Linked DNA regions of Homo sapiens: region 1 is linked to region 2. Evidence: chromatin loops called from intact Hi-C (ENCODE). Cell type or tissue: CD4-positive, alpha-beta T cell. All regions are shown on one strand. Links, peaks and the distances in the headings refer to the core of each region. The heading gives the core; the rest is flanking DNA. Region 1 overlaps ZNF626 (zinc finger protein 626). Region 2 holds the start of ZNF492 (zinc finger protein 492).

Region 1 (8,023 bases), core at 1,759-6,758, 2.0 Mb before region 2:
TGAACCCAAATGTCAGAGTTTGTGGTGAGTCGAGATTGTGCCACTGAACTCCAGCCTGGGTGACAGAGGGAGACTCCATATCAAAAAAAAAAAAAAAAAGAAATTATAACAACAATTCTTCTGTTCATAAATATCCTTTCAAGTACAGACATCAGAAGTCACAACAATATAAAGTGGCAAATAATGTCCAATATTTTGGACATATCTATTTGTTATACCAACCATATGATGCATAATTCAAGTATTTATCTAGTTGCTAGTCTAGACTAAGTTTCTGGATTGTAGGAACCATGGCTGCTTCATGTTTTATTTTAACGGTCATATGAAATGGAAGCTACTAGTTTATCTGTTTGGGTCTCCAGATCTCCTCCTTGTTTATCATCCCAGTACCAGGAAACTGGAGAAACTCTCATCTGGGTACCAACCTAAGACACCTCTTGTATGAGGGGATGAACAAACAGGATGATTCATTTCTCTTACACTGAGAAAGAAGCAGAATTAACCACTCTTGTCAGCCTGACACAATTCTGCTCTGGACATCCTCAAATGTCTCAAAGACCACTAGATGATTGTGAGAGAATTCCCAGTGACCTGGGGCTGGTGGCCCAATGATAAGCCAGGCTAGAGACTCAGGCTGATTCTAAATAGGAAATAGAACTGCCTTGGTGGAGCTACAGAACCTGGATCACCTGTCCTGATTTGCTAGCTCTTGTGTAAGAGAAAGAACACAAATACTCTACTCCAGTATCACATTTTACAGGTAAATATAGTTGTGGTCATAACTGGATATTTTGTGGCCTTGTTCTCTCACTCTTAAGATGCTTTTTTTTTACACTTACACATATTCTGTCATCAGATTCTATTTCCTTCTGGAGGTTCTCACATCACTGTAGCAGGTCAATGAACAAGATGTGAAAAATCTCACAGAACCACACTCCCAAATGGGAGCTGTAAGCTGTCTAGGTTGACATCTCACAATGCAGAAAATGCCTTTTCTTAGTTTTCTGTACATTCTCTATCCAAAGTCCGGTCCTTTTTTGTAAATCCCAGGCAGAGGCCAGATGTTATCTGCAGATTCTAGGTAGGATCCACCTGGCTCTGCATCCTTTGGTGTTACAGCAAGTGGAGTACAAACGAAGGAGAGATCCCCCCCATAGAGGCTGCTCTAGCACATTCTAAATGATAAGTCTACATGAAAAAAAAAAAAAAGCTGACACAACATGAATATAAGTAGACAGTTTATTTGGGTAAAGTTTACAGATTATATATAACCTGCGAGCAAAGATTAAAGTTGCCTGGAATCTACACTTTGAGTAGCAGCATTTACAAGAAGATTTGTAAAGACAATAAGAGAAACACAGAGTGGGCAAAATTGTTTGTCAGAAATTTCTATTTATTTACAAAAATAACATTGATTATTGATTAGATACATATCATTATAGTTTAGGGTATGGGATATAGTGTCCAATGTAGCATTATTAGTTTAATTTATAGCTACATGTGGCAATAGTGAACAGTCTCAAAAGATGAATACAGAATTCAAAGGGAGGAGAAAGACATAATTGCACTTTTATTTTAACGTCTCTGAGTTTGATAACTAAAAGGACTTGCATTTTTCAGATAAAAGTTTTTTAATTCCCAAATCTCAAGACCTGGATTCAAAATATGGAGCTGCAGATTTAGGGCTTGAGTGGCTGGAGTAGCACGCATGTTACCTGCACATTTGTGAGCTTTTTAGCAAGAGAAGGAAGAAAGAAATGGAGATTTTCTTGTCTACATGTCTACTCACTACACACGTTACTCTACTTGGGTTTGTTGGCCCCATGGTCTCTGAATCAGTTTCAGGTTTGAAGATAAAAGAGTCACTGAAAGAGGTAAAATGATTGATTGCTGCCCTGTGAAATTTATAGAAATCTGATCTAGACTCTCTAGAAGTGACTGTAGAGGACTATAGATAAGAAATAGGCAGAAACACAATTCGGCCTGCACATTTAGGGTATGGCATGCACTTTTCTGCACAAGTGTGAATTTACTGGAAGCCTGAGAGGGAATGTCCCCTCGAGTAAATTCTGGTTGGCCCTTATGTGTTTATATCATGTCTGGTAATTCTAGACTGTTTGGAAACAATAATTAAAAGAAAAATTTTCTCCAGCCCCAGAGAAACTCCACAATAACAGAACAGAAAGAAAATGGTTTTATTACACAATTAAACTTGAATGTGACATGCATCAGTCAATCTGCTTAAGAGACTGCAAAGATAGAAAGATGGTCACCATAATTAGTTCACAAGTAGAAGAATTTCCAGCACCATGTCATACATAGTTCATCCTAAATTCACCTGGAGATTGAAGAGGACATCTGTGTATGCTAATTACTTATATTCAATGACAAATAAACTTTTCACCTCTTTATAACAGGTGGTAGTTTAGCAGGATAATCGCTTGAACCTGGGAAGCAGAGGTTGCAGTGAGCCCAGATAGCACCACTGCACTCCAGCCTGGGGGACAGAGTGAGACTCTGTCCCCTGCCCTCCCAGCAAAAAAAAAAAGAAAAAGAAAAAAAGAAAAAGAAAGGAAAAGAACAGGGACATATTTTCAGAAGAATTTTATAAAGTTTCATTTCCATCTCTGCTGTTCTCTCCTCTCCTAGCCATTGAATGGGGGTCTATATTGAAATACATCTTACAACTTCCAACAACACATTTTGATGAAAAAATAGAATCTGACTGTGTTCATATACTGGAATATATTAGAACTTGCAACATAGCTAATTGAAGAGCTACTATAGTTTTTGGGTGGCCACATCACCTGTCTTTATTTGTCCTGTAACAGCAGCATACAAATTTAGTGAAATAAAAGATACTAAAATTGTGTTTCCTCATAATTATCCTGAATGAATAAAGTAATAAACATGTCTGACTAATATCTACTAACTGTAACAATTTGGTTGTAAATATTCTTTGGATATTAGATATAAATATCTAAGTATGAACAATTTTAATGAACTAGTCATAATGTATGTAGCATTAAAAAAATTAAAACCATACATCAGTTAGGCTGGGCGCAGTGGCTCAAGCCTGTAATCCCAGCACTTTGGGAGGCCGAGGCAGGTGAATCACGAGGTCAGGAGTTCAAAACCAGCCTGGCCAATATAGTGAAACCCTGTCTCTACAAAAACCATATAAAAAAATTAGCCGGACCTGGTGGCTCACAACTGTACTACCAGCTACTTGGGAGGCTGAGGCAGGAGAATTGCTTGAACCTCGGAGGCGGAGGTTGCAGTGAGCCAAGATCGCACCACTGCACTCCAGCCTGGGCAACAGAGGCCAGGCGCGGTGGCTTACACTGTAATCCCAGCACTTTGGGAGGCTGAGGTGGGCGGATCATGAGGTCAGGAGATTGAGACCATCCTGGCTAACACGGTGAAACCCCGTATCTACTAAAAATACAAAAAAATTAGCTGGGCGTGGTGGCAGGCGCCTGTAGTCCCAGCTACTCGGGAGGCTGAGGCAGGAGAATGGCATGAACCCGGGAGGCGGAGCTTGCAGTGAGCCAAGATGGTGACACTCCAGCCCGGACGACAGAGTGAGACTCCGGAAAAAAAAAAATCCATACTTCAGTTAAAACATTTTATATTTCAAAAGCATAAATAACAGTATTAAAATAACCATTTAAGTGATTAATTCAAAGTAAATATTGTGGCTTTGTATTCATACTATTTTAGAAAATACTGTTTATGGCTCACGCCTGTAATCCCAGCACTTTGGGAGGCTGTGGTGGGTGGATCACCTGAGGTCAGCAGTTCAAGTTCAAGCTGGCAAACATGGTAATACCCCATCTCTACTATAAATACAAAAATTCAGCCAGGCATGGTGATGCATGCCTGTAAACCCAGCTACTCAGGGTACTGAGGTAGGAGAATCACTTCAACCTGGGAGGCAGCAGTTGTAGGGAGCAGAGATCACACAACTGCACTCCAGCCTCGGCAACAGAGTGAGACTGTCTCAAAAAAAAAAAAAATGAAAATATGGTTTAATTTATATGAATGCAGATTATCTACAAAGATAACTGCTAATTGCTCTGAAATAATAAACAGAAAGCAAGGTACAACTACAGACTCAACTGTTCAGTTTATACCCTGAACTGTTCTTGCTTTCGCAGTATAAGTACTTCAGCCTGCAAATATTGGATAGTTACCTTGGATTATCAGGTTTCTGTCAAAGAAACTGAGTATCATTTAGTCTTTATTATTCTGTATTGCTACCTTTACTCCTATCTTTGTGCTAAGCTTCTGTGTGCTCTTAAAATGAGCTTGTATCTAAACAAATCTGTGTCTACCTTAAAGGAATAAAAATCAAAAAAATAAACTTTTCGGAACCAAAAACAAAGCAATACATCTTAAGTACTTATAATAATCTGGAGTCAGAAAAAATGACAAAACTTTTATTTAGCTGTTGACATGATTTACATATATTTCAAACAAGCAGAGAAAAATATCTACATATATTCTAAATCCCTTAAGAAAAGAGGGAATAGCGGCCAGGCACGGTGGCTCATGCCTGCAATCCCAACACTTTGGGAAGCCAAGGCAGGTGGATCACAAGGTCAGGAGATCAAGACCATCCTGGCAAACATCGTGAAACCCCGTCTCTACTAAAAATACAAAAAAAAGAACAAAAAAATTAGCTGGGCATGGTGGCGGGTGCCTGTAGTCCCAGCTACTTGGGAGGCTGAGGCAGGAGATTGGCGTGAACCCAGGAGGCAGAGGTTGCAGTGAGCCGAGATCGCGCCACTGCACTCCAGCCTGGGTGGCAGAGCGAGACTTTGCCTCAAAAAAAAAAAAGAAAAGAGGGAATAGCAAAATTTTTTTTTGGAACTTTTTGAAGAGTTTGAACTCTTGGACATCTGAAATTAGCACACTGTATGCACTTGAAATAATGTTTACAGGGGAAAAACCAGAAGAGAGAAAGATATATGAAATCCGTAAGTGCACAAGACCAACACAACAGAATAGAGAGCCCAGAAATAATGTCACCCTCCTACACTCATCAGATTTTTGACAAAGCTGACAAGAGGAATATGGGAAGAATTCTCTCTTTAATAAATGGTGCAGGAATAACTACCTAGCACTATGTAGAAGACTGAAACTGGACCCCTTCATTACACCATATACAAAAATCAACTCAAGATAAATTAAAGACTTAAATGAAAAACTTAAAATTATAAGAAACTCTGCAAGATAACATAGAGAATAACATTCTAGATATAGACACTGGCAAAGACTTCATGATGAAGCTACCAAAAGCAATTGCAACAAAAGCAAAAACTGACAAATTGGACCTATTTAAACTAAAGAGCTTCTTCACAGCAAAGGAAACTATAAATAGCTCAAACAAACAACCTACAGAATAAAAGAAAATATTTGCAAACGTTGTCTATGACAAAGGTCTAACATACAGAATTTATTAAGAATTTAAACAAGTTTACAAGAAAAAGGCAAACATCTCATTAAAAAGTAGGCAAATAACACGAACAGATGCTTGTCAAAAGAAGACATACATGTGGCTAACAAGCATTATTAAAAAAAAAAAAAAGGTCATCGCTAGTCATTAGAGAAATTAAAAGAAAAACCACAATGAGATACCACCTCACACCCATCAGAATGGCTGTTTTTCATAAGTCAAAAAATAACAGATGCTGGCAAGGTTGCAGAGAAAAGGGAATGCTTATACTCTTCTGGTGGGAGTGTAAATTAGTTCAACAACAGTAAAAAGCAGTGTGGTGATTCCTCACAGAACTAAAAACAGAATTATCAATTTGACCCAGGAATCTCATAATTGGGTATATAGCCAAAGAAATATAAATTATTATATTATAAAGACATATTCACATGCATGTTCATTGCAGCACTATTCACAATAGCAAAGACGTAGACAGGCCCTGAATGCCTATCACTGGTAGACAAGATAAAGAAAATATGGTATGGTCAGATGCGGTGGCTCATGTCTGTAATCCCAGCATTTTGGGAGGCCGAGGCAGGTGGATTGCCTGAGCTTAGAAGTTTGAGACCAGCCTGGTCAACATGGCAAAATCCTGTCTCCACAGAAAATACAAAATGAAAAATTGGCCAGGCATGGTAATGCATACGTGTGTAGTCCCAGCTACTTGGGAGGATGAGGTAGGAGAGAACTGCTTGAGCCTGAAAGATGGAAGCTAAAGTACGCCAAAATCATGCTATGGCACTCTAGCCTGGGCAATAAGCCTATCTCCAAAAATAAAATAAAATAAAAGATTTAGTAAATACAAAATATGGTACATAAACATCATGGAATACTCTGTGGCCATTAAAAAAAAATGACCATGTCCTTTGCAATAACACTGATGAAGCTGGAGACAATTATTCTTAGAAAACTAATGCGGAGTCCAGGCATGGTGGCTCACGCCTGTAATCCCAGTACTTTGGGAGGCCGAGGTGGGATAATCACCTGAGTTCAGGAGTTTAAGACCAGCCTGACCAACATGGAGAAACCCCTCTCTACTAAAAATACAAAATTAGCTAGGTGTGGTGGCATGCGACTCTAATCCCAGCTACATAGGAGGCTGAGGCAGGAGAATTGCTTGAATCCAGGAGGCGAAGGTTGCGGTGAGCCGAGGTGGCACAATTGCACTCCAGCCTGGGCAACAAGAACAAAAATCCATCTCAAAAAAACAAAACAAAAAACAAACAAAAAAAAGAAAATTAATGCAGAAACAGAAAACCAAATGCATGTTATTATTTATAAGTAAGAGCTAAGTAATAAGAACACATGAACACAAACAGAACAGACACTGAGGCCTAGTTGAGGGGGGAGGGTGGGAGCAGTAAGAGGATCAGAAAACATACCTGTTCGGTGGTATGCTTAGTACCTCAGTGACAAAATAATCTGCACTTCAAACCCCCATGACGTAATTTTAGTTGTATAACAAACCCACATGTGTACACCCAACCAAAAATCAAAGCTAAAAAAAGAAAAAAAAAAAATCCCTGCGTGGGAGAGAGTGCAATGTAGGTGAATGGACTGATTTTCATTACAGATAGTGGCCCAGGTGGGGCTGTTTTCTGATTTATCTTTGTTTGCATGCAGACAGATGAGATTATAACCGGGAGGTCCAGAACCTTAGGTTGGTGGAAAAAACAGGTTGGTGCGGCAGATTCTGTATCTAGGGGTGGGGATATGCCAGGAGACCTGTAGAGACTTTTGGGTTCTTGGCAAGAAACGCTAGGATCAAAAATGCCATGGTGAAGTTCCTGAGGGTGGTGCCCAGTACTGGGAGGAGTGAGGACATGTCAATGTCTACTGTGTGTGTTTAGGAGTGGGTGGGAATCCTGTGGTGGCAGCTACAAGAAAACAGGGTCTGTCATCAGAACTCTTTCCTCTAAGTTTTCAGTCTTCTGTCACCCTGGAAGAAGACCTTAAATCACAGGACAACAGGCAGTGTGACAGCCTGTGTACAGGAGAGCAGAGCCTCCCATTTTCAAATACCCAGAGCTTTGTTCCAGGTCTGGCCCCAGTGATATCTTTTTTCTGGCACCAAATCTATAGAGTTTGCTGAATATCAAACAATTCTCCAACACCAACTCATTGCCTAATAATTGAATTCTGACACCACCTAGAGACAGCACAGACCCTGATCCAGGGCTGGGTCCCACAACATTGTCCTCACTGCAGAGGCCAATCAAAAACCCCATAGGCCCATCTATGCTTCTGAGCTACTGTTTGAAAACTGAGGACTCCCAAAACCTCCCTGAAGTTCAATAATTTGGTACAGCTACTTACAGAACTCAGCAAAACATTGTAGTTATGTTTACCGGTTTCATATAAAAGATGCAGCCCAGGAAAAGCCAAATGGAAGAAATGCATAGAACAAAGAGATGGGGAAAGATGAAACACATAGAAAATCCTGGAAAATATTTGTGATTAATAAAATTCTCCACCTTTTGTGTGCTCCAGGAACAGTATACGGAAAGAAACGCCTTTCTCATT
Region 2 (8,023 bases), core at 1,580-6,579:
ATGTTAAAGATGTATATGGTAATCCCTGAAGAAACCACTAAATAATGTAAAGAGGTGTCACTTAAATGTTGATAAATGAATTAAATTAAATTTCAAAAAGTATTTGTACAAGGATGTTTATAGACCTTTTAGTCATAATAGCTTAAAGCAGAAAACAACCCAAATGTCCGTATCTTGGAAGATGAATAAACAAATTGTAACTCATTCATGCAAGAGAAGACTACTCAGCCACAGAAAGAAACAAACTACTGAAGCACACACCCTGGATGAATCTCATAAACCTGCTGAGACAATCTTGAAATAAAATAATACATATTGAATGATGTCAGGCAAAATGAACCAATGGTTTTAAAAAAAAAACACACCAACAAATAGCCTTCATTGACAATAAAATCATCTGGGAAAAAAAGCATGAGGAAATTATTTGAGAATAATAATAATATTCTATCATTCTATTCTAGATTCCATCAATAGAATAAAAAAATTCTATCCATTCTTAAAAAATACGAAGACTATATATGAGTATATTTACATGTCAAAAATTTTTAGGATTTGTGCCTTTCAATGTTTGTATATTTGACCTCACAACAAACAAAAGTGAAAAAAATAATGGAGGGTGGACAATGTGTTGACCAGAAATGACTGAAGTAGAGAGCTATAGGTGAAACAAGAATGAGACATGATTAATAGTTCTCGAGGCTTCATGGCAGGTCTATTGAATTTTTGTTGTTGTTGTTGTCATTGTTTTTCATATGTTTAAATTTTTATATAATAAAACACTTAAATAAAAACACAAAATTGATCCACAATGTTAACTCTTAAGATTATGGTTATTGTCTAAGAAGAAAAAAGAAAGTGATTGTTGGGGCATGAATGAGGTTAGTTTTATTTTATTTTATTTTATTTATTTTGAGATAGGGTCTTGCTCTGTCAGCCAGGCTAGAGTCCAGGGGTGCAATCTCGGCTTACTGCAACCTCCACGCACGCCAGGACTCAAGTAATTGTCCCACCTCAGCCTCTGCAGAGGCTGGGACCACAGGTTTGCACCACCATGCCTGGTTCTTTTTTGTTGTTTTTTTTTTGGAGGGAGAATCTCACCATGTTTCCCAGGCTGATCTCCAACTCCTGAGCTCAAGCAATCCACCCACATTGGCATCCCAAAGTGCTAGGATTACAGACACGAGCCACAGCACCCAACCTAGTTTCATTTTCTGATTACAGAAGTGTATTTCTTTTTAACAATGCATTCAGCTTTACATAAATGAATGCTTTGTGCATACATTTCTGTATAAATGTTATATATCAATAAAAAATTATATAGTACTTTTTTTGTTGTTGTTTGTTTTTTGGGTTTTTTTTTTTGTTTTTTTTTTGAGACAGAGTTTTGCTCTTGTTGCCCAGGCTGGAGTATAATGGCGTGATTTCAGCTCACCGCAACCTCCGCCTCCCATGTTCAAGCGATTCTCCTTGCCTCAGCCTCCCAAGTACCTGGGATTACAGGCATGCACCACCACGCCTGACTAATTTTGTATTTTTAGCGGAGACAGGGTTTCTCCATGTTAGTCAGGGTGGTCTCGAACTCCCGACTTCAGGTGATCTGCCTGCCTCGGCCTCCCAAAGTGCTGGGATTACAGGCATGAGCCATCGCGCCTGGCCCATAGTACATATTTGAACAAAATGCTAACTTAGTATCTCAGAATAATGGCAACATTTTTTTGTTTGTTTTATGGTGGAACACACACACTCAGGGCATAATTATACAGCTTCTAATATTCCAAAAAGAGTATTCAAGCCCTTTTTGTTTGTTTGTTTGAGACAGAATCTCGCTCTGCTCTGTCGCCCAGGCTGGAGTGCAGTGGCACGATCTTGGCTCACTGCAACCTCCACCTCCCGGGTTCAAGCGATTCTCCTGCCTCAGCTTCCCGAGCAGCTGGGACTACAGGCACGTGCCACCATGCCCGGCTAACTTTTTTTGTATTTTTAGTAGAGACGGGGGTTCATCGTGTTAGGCAGGATGGTCTCAATCTCCTGATCTCATGATCCGCCTGCCTTGGCCTCCCAAAGTGCTGGGATTACAGGCGTTAGGCACCGTGCCCAGCCAAGCCTTAACTCCTGAATGAGACCATACGTCTTTTTATTTTAGCCCCAATTCGGTACATGGCATGTTTTTAATTTTAGGGGAATGCAACCTTTATTCTAGAAAATTTTTCCCTCACAGTAACGATCACCAATGTCAGGGCACCTACATTGGCCAATGTCAGGGCCTTGTGTGCACTCAGTATATATACAACTGGGTTGGTTCAGGAACAAAACCAATAGCGACGTTGGTTGTGCATAGAACAATAATTTGGTAATATTGGTAAGACAAAGCCATGACTTAGCGGCAAACATTTTTTCATTCATTTGAGAAAAAATTTGCAACTAGTCACCTAAAAGTACTGGTTTACAGCACTGGCATTTGACCTTGGCTGCGCTCTGTCATCACCTAGAGATATTTACACTATTGCCCAGGTTCCATTGCAGGAATTCTGATTTAATTGGTATGTGGCAACTTGTGTTTGGGGGATTTTAAAAGACCTCCGAAGTGATTTTTACATGCAGACTCGGGTGAAAACAATTGGTTCAGGGTGAGGGATGTATTCACTGTGTGTGATTTCCAGGTGTGCTTCTGGAGCTTTGCCCCATGGCTGCTTCTGACTTTGAAATCTTCAACAGCAGCTCTGCCATTGTAAAAATCAAAATGCAGGCCAGGCAGGGTGGCTCACACCTATAATCTCAGCACTTTGGGAGGCCGAGGCGAGTGGATCACCTGAGGTTAGGAGTTTGAGACCAGCCTGGCAAACATGGCAAAACCCCATCTCTACTAAAAATTGAAAAATCAGCTGGGCATGGTGGTGCACGCCTGTATTCTCAGCTACTGGAGAGGCTGAGACACCAGAATCTCTTGAAGCCAGGAGGCTGAGGTTGCAGTGAGCCGAGATCACACCACTGCATTTCAGCGTGGGAAACAAAGTGAGACCATGTCTTAAAAAAAAAAAAAAATCAAAAGACAACTTCAAGATGTACTCAAATATTTTGCTAAATTGCAGCAGAATGAAATGTCTTCCGGCTGGGGTCGGTGGCTCACGCCTGTAATCCCAGCACTTTAGGAAGCTAAGGAGGATGGATCACCTGAGGTCAGGAGTTCAAGACCAGCCTGGGCAAGATGGCGAAACCCCGCTTCTACTAAAAATACAAAAAAATTAGCCGGGCGCGGTGGCAGGCGCCTGTAATCCCAGCTACTCGGGAGGCTGGGGCAGGAGAATCGCTTGAACCCGGGGGCGGAGGTCGCAGCGAGCTGAGATCGCGCCACTGCGCTCCAGCCTGGGCGACAGAGTGAGACTCTGTCTCACACACAAAAAAGCCTAAATTTAAAAATAATTATTCTATTCTTTTCATGTGTGAGCAGCCATATAGTATATTATTTACAAATATATGAGACCTTACACACAACGTTAAAGGCAAACACCTTCTGCGGTGTGCTTGGCTCAGCTCAGGCAGGAAGCCCTGCCTGAAAAGGCTGCACCTTCGGCTGTCACTCTGTCCTCATTCGGCCCAGCGTTTGGTTACATCTTCTGTCACTCAGGGCCTGAGGGCGGGGGGGGGGGGGGTCTTAAACGTTATCCATTCAGCGACGCTGGCCTGGGAACTGTCCAATCAGGCACGCAGCTGGAGCGGAAAGGGCGGCTTCCGGGATGTGGCGGGGTCTTTGTCTCTCGCTGCAGTCGGAGTATGGTCTAGTGTTCGCTGTTCTGCGTCCTCTGGTCCTAGAGGCCCATCCTCTGTGGCCCTGTGACCTGCAGGTATTGGGAGATCCACAGCTAAGACGCTAGGACCCCCTGGAAGCCTAGAAACGGTGAGAGTGCCGGGTCCGACATCCCGAGAGAGGGGAAGGGGCTGGTTGGAACCGGTGGCAAGAGGCTGTGGCGGGACTCAGGCCTCCCCGCAGTCGGCTCCACAATCTGCGCCCCAAGTTCGCCTTGCCCAGCCCAGCCTCAGTCCCCTTCAGCCATCAGATTGGCGGCTGCGCTGGCAGCCGGACCCCCGGGCGTCCTGTCTCTTCCCTGCGCAGTGACGGTGCCCTGGCCTGGAGCCCTCTCTGGGCAGCTCTGCACCCGCAGCGTCGTGTCTCTCCCAGATTGTGCAGGGACCACGGGAGGGTGGTCAGGGGAGAATCCTGACTCGGGGTGCGGGTTCACGAATGGGAAGAGCTTTGGTTTGGTTTATGGGGTTCCTAGTTCCTCTTTTCTTCTATTAAAAATTTATGGGAGTTATCGCGAAAATACTTAAAAATTTAAGCAAGGAGTGGTTCAAAAGTTATAGAGCACCCAGCTGTGGGTTGTAGTTTGTGGTCGGTCCATGGGAGGATCTTGAAGGAAAGATGCAGATGAAAATACCCAAATTCAATAATCGGTTAGGTATATTTACGTAGTTTCTTAATTTTCACCTTGAGCCTACAAATTTCCTGGTTGTGTAATCAGAGCTTACTTGGCAGTTTATCGTTAGTTAAGCCTGAATTTTGTTTCCCCCAATGTAGTAATTTCTAAAAAAAAAAAAATGCATTTGAGTTTGATTTTTTAAAATTAGGAATCCAAAGATTAGAGCCACCTCAGTCTATTTGCCGCCACATGGGGCTGATTTTCCCTGGCATTTTTCACATAGGTCCCAAGCAGGTTCTCAAGTCAACCCCCCACACCCCATTTCTCCAGCTTAACTCTGGCTTGCAGTAAAATACTGAATTTTCAGTTCCTTCTGAAAATCTCAAATGCCAACTTCTTTTCCCTAATTTACATTATTATTTGTCCTTTAGTGTACATTTTTCATACTGTATTTTAATTAATCATTTTTTGACAAAGCATTAGATGGCATATTTAAAAAGATATGTTTTCTGTTTGTAAATATTTCCCATGAGAAGAAAGCAAGGAATATCCCGATAGTGAATTGTAAAAAATCTCTGTGCCTCTTTTTCTTTTGTCTTCCCTAGGCATAAAGATCTTATGAGAATGTTTTAGTGTCAAGATGTTTTTATTTTGCAAACGTTATGGGGTGATTTGTGCTTAGCAACCCTGTCGTTTATTCTTGGTCCTGGCTTTCAGTACTGTCTCTGAATAAACCAAGATAACCGCTATGGCGATGTCTGCTAGAGTATCTAGTGAATATCAGCTCCTAAAGTCATTTTCTTTCGTAGGACAACCTGAGATATGGAGTGTAGCCTCTCAAGTGGATACCCTGGGGAAAAGATGAATCTCTTTTAACTTTTATTTTTGGTTCAGGGGTACACATGCAGGTTTGTTATACAGCTAAAATTGTGTCATGGGGGTTTGGTGTGCAGATTATTTTGTCACTGAGGTACTAAGCATAGCACCAAACAGGTACTTTTTCTGATCCTCTTTGTCCTCCCATTCTCCAACCTCAACTAGGCCTCACTGTCTGTTGTTCCCTCTTTGTGTTTACGTGTTCTTATTATTCAGCTCTTACTTAAATATTTTTTTTTTTTTGAGATGGAGTTTCGCTCTTGTTGCCCAGGCTGGAGTGCAATGGCGCGATCTCGGCTCACGGCAACCTCCGCCTCCCAGGTTCTAGTGATTCTCCTGCCTCACCCTCCCAAGTAGCTGGGATTACAGGCATGCGCCACCACTTCCAGCTAATTTTGTATTTTTAGTAGAGATGGGGTTTCTCCATGTTGGTCAGGCTGGTCTTGAACTCCCAACCTCAGGTGATCTGCCCGCCTCGGCCCAAAGTGTTGGGATTACAGGCATGAGCCACCGCGCCCAGCCTCAGCTATTACTTAGAAACAACATGCATTTGGTTTTCTGCTGCTACGTTAGTTTTCTAAGAATAGTGGTCTCCAGCTTCATCTATGTTGCTCTATGTTGCTTCAAAGGACATGATCTTCTGTGTGTGTGTGTGTGTGTGTGTGTGTGTGTTTGTGTGTGTGCGTGTGTGTATGTGTGTTTTAACGGCCACACAGTATTCCGTGATATTTATCTACCATATTTTATTTATTTATTTTTATTTTATTATTTTTTTTTTGAGATGGAGTTTTGCTCCTATTGCCCAGGCTGGAGGGCAATGGCACGATCTTGGCTCACTGCAACCTCTGCCTCCCGGTTCAAGCAATTCTCCTGCCTCAGCCTCCCAAGTAGCTGGGATTACAGGCATGCGCCACCACGCCCAGCTAATTTTTGTATTTTTAGTAGAGACGGGGTTTCACCATGTTGGCCAGGCTGGTCTTGAACTCCTGACCTCAAGTGATCTGCCTGCCTCGGCCTCCCAAAGTGCTGGGATTACAGGTGTGAGCCACCACACCCTGACCCCATGTTTTATTTTTAGTAAACCTTTTTTTTTTTTTTTTTGAGACGGAGTCTAGCTCTGTTGCCCAGGCTGAAGTGAAGTGGTGCAGTTTGACTCACTGCAATCTCTGCCTCCTGGGTTCAAGCAATTTTCTTGCCTCAGCCTCCCAAGTAGCTGGGATTACAGGCTCTTGCCACCACGCCCGGGTAATTTTTTGTGTTTTTATTTATTTATTTTTATTTTTTTAGTAGAGATGGGGTTTCACCATGTTGGTCAGGCTGGTCTCGAATTCCTGACCTTGTGATCTGCCTGTCTTGGTCTCCCAAAGTGCTGGGATTACAGGCGTGAGCCATTGCACCCGGCCTAAACCTTTTATTTTATTTTATTTTATTTTTGAAGACAGGGTCTCACTCTGTTGTCCAGACTGGAGTGCAGTGGCATGATCTCAGCTTACTGCAGCCTTAACCTCCCAGGCTCAAGCAATCCTCTTCTACTTTAGCCCCCCAAGTAGCTGGGACTACAGGCACACACCACCAGGCCTGGCTAATTTTTTTGGTATTTTTTGTAGAGACAGGGTCTTGACATGTTGCCCTGGGTGGCCTCAAACTTTTGAGCTCAGGCAATTTACCTGCCTCAGCCTCCCAAAATGCTGAGATTACAGGTGTGAGCCACCATGCCCAGCCATACCATATTTTCTTTATCCAGTATACAATTGATAAGCATTTAGGTTGATTCCATGTCTTTGCTTTCATGAATGACAGGGACTGCAATGAACATACGTATGTCTTTATAATAGAATAATTTATATTTTACTGGTTATATGCCCAATTATGAGGTTGCTGGGTCAAAAGGTAATTCTGTTTTTAGTTCTGTGAGGAATCGTCACACTACTTTTTATAGTGGTTGAATAATTTACACTCCCATGGGTAGTGTATAAGCATTCCTGTTTCTCTGTAACCTTGCCAGCATCTGTTATGTTTTGACTTTCTAATACTAGCCATTCTCACTGGATGAGATGATATTTCATTGTGGTTTTTCTTTGAATTTCCCTAATGATTAGTGATGAGCATTTTTTTTATGCTCGTTAACCACATGTATGTCTTCTTCGAAGAAAACACCCTTTTCATGTTTTTTGTCTACTTTTTAGGTCTTTTTTTTCCTGTAACTTGTTTAAGTTTCTTATAAATTATGGGTATTGGACCTTTGTCAAAAGCATAGTTTGCAAATATTTTCTTTTATTCTGTGTGTTTTTTGTTTACTGTATTGATGGTTTCCTTTGCTGTGAAGAAGCTTTTTAGCTTAATTAGCTTCAATTTGTCAATTACTGCTTTTGTTGCAATTGCTTTTGGTATCTTTATTTTAAAATTTTTGCCGGCTTCTATTTCTAGAATGGTAATTCCTAAGTTATCTCATGCATTTTTTAAAATAATTTGAAATTTTACATTTAAATCTGTAATTTATCTTGAGTTGATTTTTGTATGTGGTGTAATGAAAGGGTCCAGTTTCAATCTTCTACATAGTCCTAGCTAGTTATTCCAGTACCATTTATTAAATAGGGATTTCTTTCCAGATTCCTGTTGTTAGCTTTGCCAAAGCTAACAACCAGATGGTTGTAGGTGTGTTGTATTATGGGCTCTCTATTCTGTTGTATTGGTCTATGAGTTTGTTTTTGTACCAGTACCATGTTGCT

The links. A loop is a pair of places that touch in the nucleus more often than their neighbours do. Peaks named below come from ENCODE experiments on the same cell type or tissue, not always from the same donor. Only the 100,000 strongest peaks of a DNase experiment are listed, where the experiment ranks them.
Region 1: a loop joins it to region 2, with 5 times the contacts of the local background. A loop is called at or near these places in 1 of 110 quality-filtered maps.

Annotation. Positions count from the first base shown.
Region 1 is chr19:20,651,105-20,659,127 of GRCh38, forward strand. All of the region lies in intron 1 of ZNF626 (zinc finger protein 626), which reads right to left. Among named protein-coding and RNA genes, the nearest start is that of ZNF626, 6.5 kb to the right of the region's middle. In CD4-positive, alpha-beta T cell, for the core only: no CTCF peak of the experiment used is centred there; no DNase peak of the experiment used is centred there.
Region 2 is chr19:22,630,580-22,638,602 of GRCh38, forward strand. ZNF492 (zinc finger protein 492) reads left to right here and starts at 3,745. Exons shown (of 4, transcript NM_020855.3): 1 at 3,745-3,895. In CD4-positive, alpha-beta T cell, for the core only: no CTCF peak of the experiment used is centred there; a DNase peak (open chromatin) is centred at 3,642; H3K4me3 peaks cover 1,401 bases; H3K27me3 peaks cover 248 bases.